2 separate regions of the Mus musculus genome follow, and region 2 is linked to region 1. Evidence: chromatin loops called from intact Hi-C (ENCODE). Cell type or tissue: gastrocnemius. All regions are shown on one strand. Each heading gives the region's core, and the rest is flanking DNA. Links, peaks and the distances in the headings are about the cores only. Region 1 overlaps Sel1l3 (sel-1 suppressor of lin-12-like 3 (C. elegans)). Region 2 has its middle 5.9 kb from the start of Gm30241.

Evidence for each region. A loop is a pair of places that touch in the nucleus more often than their neighbours do. Peaks named below come from ENCODE experiments on the same cell type or tissue, not always from the same donor. Only the 100,000 strongest peaks of a DNase experiment are listed, where the experiment ranks them.
Region 2: it touches region 1 in a loop (14-fold over the local background); 27 of 42 quality-filtered maps call a loop at or near these places.

Annotation. Positions count from the first base shown.
Region 1 is chr5:53,121,915-53,124,831 of GRCm38, forward strand. Sel1l3 (sel-1 suppressor of lin-12-like 3 (C. elegans)) reads right to left here. Exons shown (of 24, transcript NM_172710.3): 18 at 1,472-1,562; 19 at 1,253-1,337. Among named protein-coding and RNA genes, the nearest start is that of Gm17182, 74 kb to the left of the region's middle. In gastrocnemius, for the core only: a CTCF peak has its summit at 1,814 (motif pointing left); a DNase peak (open chromatin) is centred at 1,817; H3K27ac peaks cover 1,117 bases.
Region 2 is chr5:52,877,473-52,880,389 of GRCm38, forward strand. No RefSeq gene overlaps it. Among named protein-coding and RNA genes, the nearest start is that of Gm30241, 5.9 kb to the right of the region's middle. In gastrocnemius, for the core only: a CTCF peak has its summit at 1,586 (motif pointing right); a DNase peak (open chromatin) is centred at 1,562.

The DNA.
Region 1 (2,917 bases), core at 315-2,814:
AATCTGTTTTTCATAGGCTGGGAGAGCATGTATGCTTATTTGGGGTGACATTGTGATATGACATTATCATCTAAGATTTCAGAATCTAGAACCATGCAGTCAAGTTACAAAAAAATTGCAAAAAAAAAAAAACAAAAACCATAATGATAGACTGGTGTGATGGTACACACCTTTGATTCCAGCACTTGGGAGGCAGAAGCAAGAAGATCTATGCGAGTCTGAGGCCAGCCTGGTCTACATAGTGAATTCCAAAATGGCCAAAATTACATAATGAGACACTGTCTCAAATAAACAAACCTACCAGCCCAAAAAGGTCATATAATTAAAAAAAATTGATTCTGACTTTGACTGTACTTTATACTATCTTGGGCCACATGTGGACACCCCTGTTTTAGACCAACATGTTAAATCACTGGCATTTCCTATTATAATGTATCTATACAGGCTTGTAAAACACTGTTTTAGCTTTAACTGTCAACCTCTAATTGTAAAATTGATACAACCTAAAGTTATCCGAAAGGGAAAATCTCAGCTAAGAAATTGCCTAGGCCATATTGGCCTGTGAGCATGTCTGTGAAGAACTGTATTGCTCAATAGTTGGTATGGGTGCTGATGTTGGAAGAGCATAGAGAGAATAGGAAATAGGAGATGATTCTGGGATCAGCATTTAGGAAGCAAATGCCATCCTTGGGGTGCAAGAGGATGGGATCAGAAGATGGCTGTGATACTGCCAGGGCTTCTTAGTCCTCTGTGAGCTGAGACCAGAGATGACAGAGTTGCATGGTAGAAGCTAAAACACTTAAGGGCTACTGCCAAAAGCTAAGGACAAAGAGAAAGAAGGAGGTGAGCCTGGGATTCTCCCCTCCCCCCATGATGCAATCTTCCAATAGTGCCTCTAATTGGTAGACATTCACTAGAATGCCTTGGGCAATGGAGTCTGGGCACAGTAGTTCCTGGAAGCTGCCCTCTACCCAGGGTCCAGGAGCCCCTCTGTGGGTACAAAGATGAAGGACCAGCTCAGGGAATTGCATCGTAACAGCAGATGTCTTGGTTTGGAAGAAGTTGTTGGTTTGCAGGAAGTGCACAGCAGGAGTTTGACAGCAGTTTAGCCATGACCTTAATAGCAGACATTTTTCACTTTCTTCCCTAATTGTTTAGAAATATCACACTCCATATCAAACTGTTAGATGGTCCCTGTTACTAAGACCCCCCCCCCAACACTCCAGTTTAGCACCTGTTTTTCTATACATACCAAATGAAGGAGCATCGATTTGAAAAACAGAGAAATTATAGTATCGCCAAACACAATTAACGCCCAAGTATCTCCCAGCCAGGTCCTAGGAGGGAAAGGGGAGAGAAAGTTAATTCACTAATATTTCGGCCCAGTGACTAATTTTGCCCCTGTAAAACTCAATTCATTATCTCTAACCTCGTAGCTTCTACTGAGAGAAGAATAGAATACATTACTTACTGGCCTCTCCTCGCAGATGTGTGCTAAATTTGTCTGTGACACTTCAATTCCAGTTTCTGCTGCTAAAACATAATACAGCAAAGCTTCGTGCCTAAAAATAGATGCTTAATAATAAATTTCATATAGTGGCTCTTATTAATACTCAAAGAGCTTTATATTCAAACATAAGAGGGCACAAAATAAGCAGTTTTTTAAAACCACAAAATCATGAGGTTCCCCCCCCCCTTTAAATAAATACTGTTGTTAAAAATACTGCCTGCACGGATTTATTTTCTCTTAAAAGCTGAAGGGACAGATAAGGCCGGGAGCTGCTTGATACAACAGCTACCTCTACTGGTTGAAAGGCATGAGGCCATGCCGGCTGGGGACTCTACAGGTCCTAGGTTCCTGAAGCCTTCCTTCGTCGGTTAGGATGAGTGGTATTTAGAAAAATCCCAGAGCTTTACAGCCCTCTATTTCATGAAAGGCTTTCTAGGGCTTAGGGTTCTGAACAAGCTTAATTAAGCTGGGCTTTTGTTGTGCATTACAAGTTTGACAAAAGCAGGGTGGTTTACAAGTGCTGGATAGTAGTCAAAGTACACAAGAAAATAAGCACTGAACACAGCGAATCACTGTCTAGGATTTCTGCATGGAGTTGTGACAAGGCCTGGGGCGGTAGATCCTACACCCTACATCAGTGGTCCTAAATCGAGTGAGAGAGGGAGGCCATGAACTCAATGGCTCTGGAGGATGAGGTAGTCATGGCAACCTAAAGAGCATCAGTAATATGTGTACCACACAGTCCTATACATCTCGCCTGTGGGGTTTATTCTAGAGGGAAAAAAGCAGAGCTATGTACAAGAAGTCCACAGTCAAGGAGTCCATGGGAGGGCTGCTCATGTGAACCACGAGAAAGAAAACAGGAAAGCGACATCTGACAACTAGTGAGTGGTACAGGTACCCCATGTGTAGCTGTTTCCAGATGTCACCATTCAGAATAATGTCACAAGACAGGGACTGGTATATGCCCATAATCCCAGCACATGCAAGGCTGGGGTGTGGGGGGATTCAGAGTTCAAGGTCATTCCTGGATAACTAGTGTATTGAAAACTAGTCTGGGCTATATAAGACCTTGCCTTACAAAACAAACAGAAATGGGGTCTGAGCTTGAAGCTCAATTGGTAGAGTGCTTGATTACCATACACAAAGGACTGGGTTGCAAAAAAACAAAAAAAAAATAACGATAACAAATAAGCATGTGTATGCACACATGCAAATGCACACATAGAAGACAAAACCCTTCTGACCAATGCTAACTTATCTTTCTTCTTACCTATCTCATTTGGTGAGAGTGCATGTAATTTTTATTTTTTCTTTTTAATTACCTGTTTCCTTAATTTATGTATATGACCCAGTTTATAAGTAAAAATGAATCATAAGTGGTTGTTTCCAAAGTTTATTCTCCAC
Region 2 (2,917 bases), core at 145-2,644, 240 kb before region 1:
TCGAGAAAATGCCCTGTTAGGTTTACCTACAGCTAATCCGAGGGAGACATTTTCTCAGTTGAAGTTATTCCCAGGTGCCTTAGTTTGAGTTTCTATTGCTGTGAGGAGACACCATGACCATAGCAACTATTTCAGAACATTTAATTGGGGCTGGCTTACAGTTTCAGAGGTTTATTTAGTCCGTTATCATCACGGGAGAAGAATGGTGGTGTGCAGGCAGACAGGGTGCTGGAGAAGGAGCTGAGAGTTCTACATGGTGACAATCCTTAGGCAGCAGGAGGCAGTGACACACTTCCTCCAATAAAGCCACGCCCACGACAGCAAGGCCACACCTCCTAATAGTGCCACTCCCTGTGAGCCTATGGGGGACATTTCCTTTCAAACCATCACACTAGGTAAGCTGACTTGGGTTAAATTGACAAAAAAGCAAAACAAACAAACAAAACAAAACTAGCCAGGATACCTACTTTTTTTTTATTTTTAATTTCATTGCTTTTGTTCTTCTTTCTGAAATACTTGTCAGCTTTTTCCCCACTTTACTGATGGGCATCGGGTTGATTCCAGATTGGGGCTATTAGGAATAAAACAGCCATGGTATTCATGGTAGATGTAGTTGGTTAACATCCAGGGCCATTTCTGTTGGGTACCTAGGAGTGGATCACAAAGCAGACATCAATAGTGTTTTAAAAAAAGAGATTGCACCAAGTCATACTCTGCAGGGAGTGTTTACAAAACCGAAGGGAGGAACTTTGGGGCCAGCACTATATGAAAGTATGGTACTCAAAGATACTCAGGTTTGGGGTCACTGGGACGTTACAATAGGGTGTTCATAGCTGAGAAATTCCTCCATATGTCATCTGTCTCCCAGAAGGTTGCTTGTCTCTCCAGTGTGTTTAGGAATATAAAATACACATTAGGGACTGGGTCCCAGCCTGGTTCACAAAGAGGCACCCTAACTCCAACCTCCAGTTCTGGAACATCCTAACTTTACAATATCACGTAAGTCACAAACTATAGCACTACTGAACTTATGTGATTCAGGCCCTCAAAGCCCGTGTCATACAGCTGGCCAGAGGCAGTGTGACTTCTCCACTTACACGGTTACTTGTGTGCCTCTCCACCCACGTTACATTTATCTATACTTTAGATGAATAGATAACACCTCTCTTTCAGTGGCTGCAACAGTGTAAATGGGAAAACTTGTGGCTCGGAGTGAGGATATCAAAGTTTAAGTCCCAGTTAAACATCTAACTACCGTGTTGTCTGGGCTCAGTTACTTTATCGCTGAGATTCTGTGCTTGACGCTTGGTGGATCTGTCTTACAAGGTTAGGCTCATGATGCAGAGCCAAACAGCAAATTTGAGATTACTGAACACTCGATTATGTTAAAATCAGATTTGATACATCTGGTCATCAGAACCGAAGAGTAGGCTGAGTATTAGAGGCTGGGGGGGGGGGGGGGGCGGACGGACGGACGGGGGGGGGGGCGAAGGGGGGGCGGGGCAACAGCAGCCCTTGTGCCTAACAAAGGGGCCAGTGCAGAAATCCATCTGACCGCTAGAGGTCGACATTAGTTCATCTGCATAAACGACTCTAGCCCGTGCAGCCTGCCCCTCATGATGCTTGCCGATGGCACTTAACATTTGCAAGCCCGACATTACTTCTCCTTTCTCCTTTTACTTCTATTACTTAAACAAACAAACAAACAAACAAATACCCCATCTTTTAACACCATCATTATTATTTATCTTGATTTTTGGTAACTGTTAGTCTTATTTCATTTGCCGTCTTGCATTAGTAAGAAAAAGTGTTTAAAATAAAAGCATTGATAGGGCCCTGGTTCAATCCCAGTACTGCTAAATAGGTAGGTAAAAGCATGAATAAATAAATAACAATTAACAAAGAGAATTCTCCACAATTTGAAGCCTGTGTTTTCTTTCCAAACTTTCCAAACGCTGAAACTCCCCAAAACTCCAGCTCTGAGACCAGCAGCAAGCAATGTCACTGTCACACCTGTGTTTTCAGAAGGGAAAAAGTGAAGAAACAGGGAGGGCCCACTGCAGGAAGAATCTGTTTATGTTCGTGTTCATGATAAGGTCAATACATGAATAATAAATGAACCCCTCCAAAGGCTGAGTATCCAACAAATTCATTATACTGATAATTTAAGTAAACTGGGAAGTGCTGGTGTAGAAGCCCAGGTCCTGACCTCTCTTCAGACTCTTACCTGACCGTCTTACAATTCTGGGCTCACAGTGTGGGCACTTCACTTACAAGCAAGATATGTTTGCCCTACAAGCCTGATGCCTGAGTTTGGGTCTCTGGAATCCATGGAGGAAGGAGAGAATCCATTCCCCAGAGTTACTATCTGATTCACGTGCATGACCCAGGACATCTGCATTCACATAGACACACAAACACACAGATACACAGACACACTACTACCACCACCGCCACCACCACCACCACTACTACTACTACTACTACTACTACTACTACTACTACATGAAACTCACAGTTCAACCACACCCTCTAACTCTGATAGGCGACCCCAATCATCATTCAAAACTCACAATACACTCCAAAGCCTGAGAGGGTCTGGACTTAGGACTCCCTAATGATTCCTTTTCTCATCTTAATAGCAGAGTGCTCAGGGGGCCTGCCAACCCCAGAGTGACCCGCTGCCTATCCTTCCTCCTTCTGCCCATACGCCCCGCTTTCTGCTCTTTCTGTATTCCATTCCAGCCATGGGTCAGCCTGGTCTCTGCGTCTGCCTCTGCCTCTGCCCCAGTTATGCCCTCTTCCAGGGACCCTCTCCCCTACACTGCTGCCTTCGTGCCCTCTTTTCCCTTAACTCTTGGGCTCAGTTGGAACCCTTCTTTAAAACTGAGGTTCCTTCTTCAGACATATCTTGCTT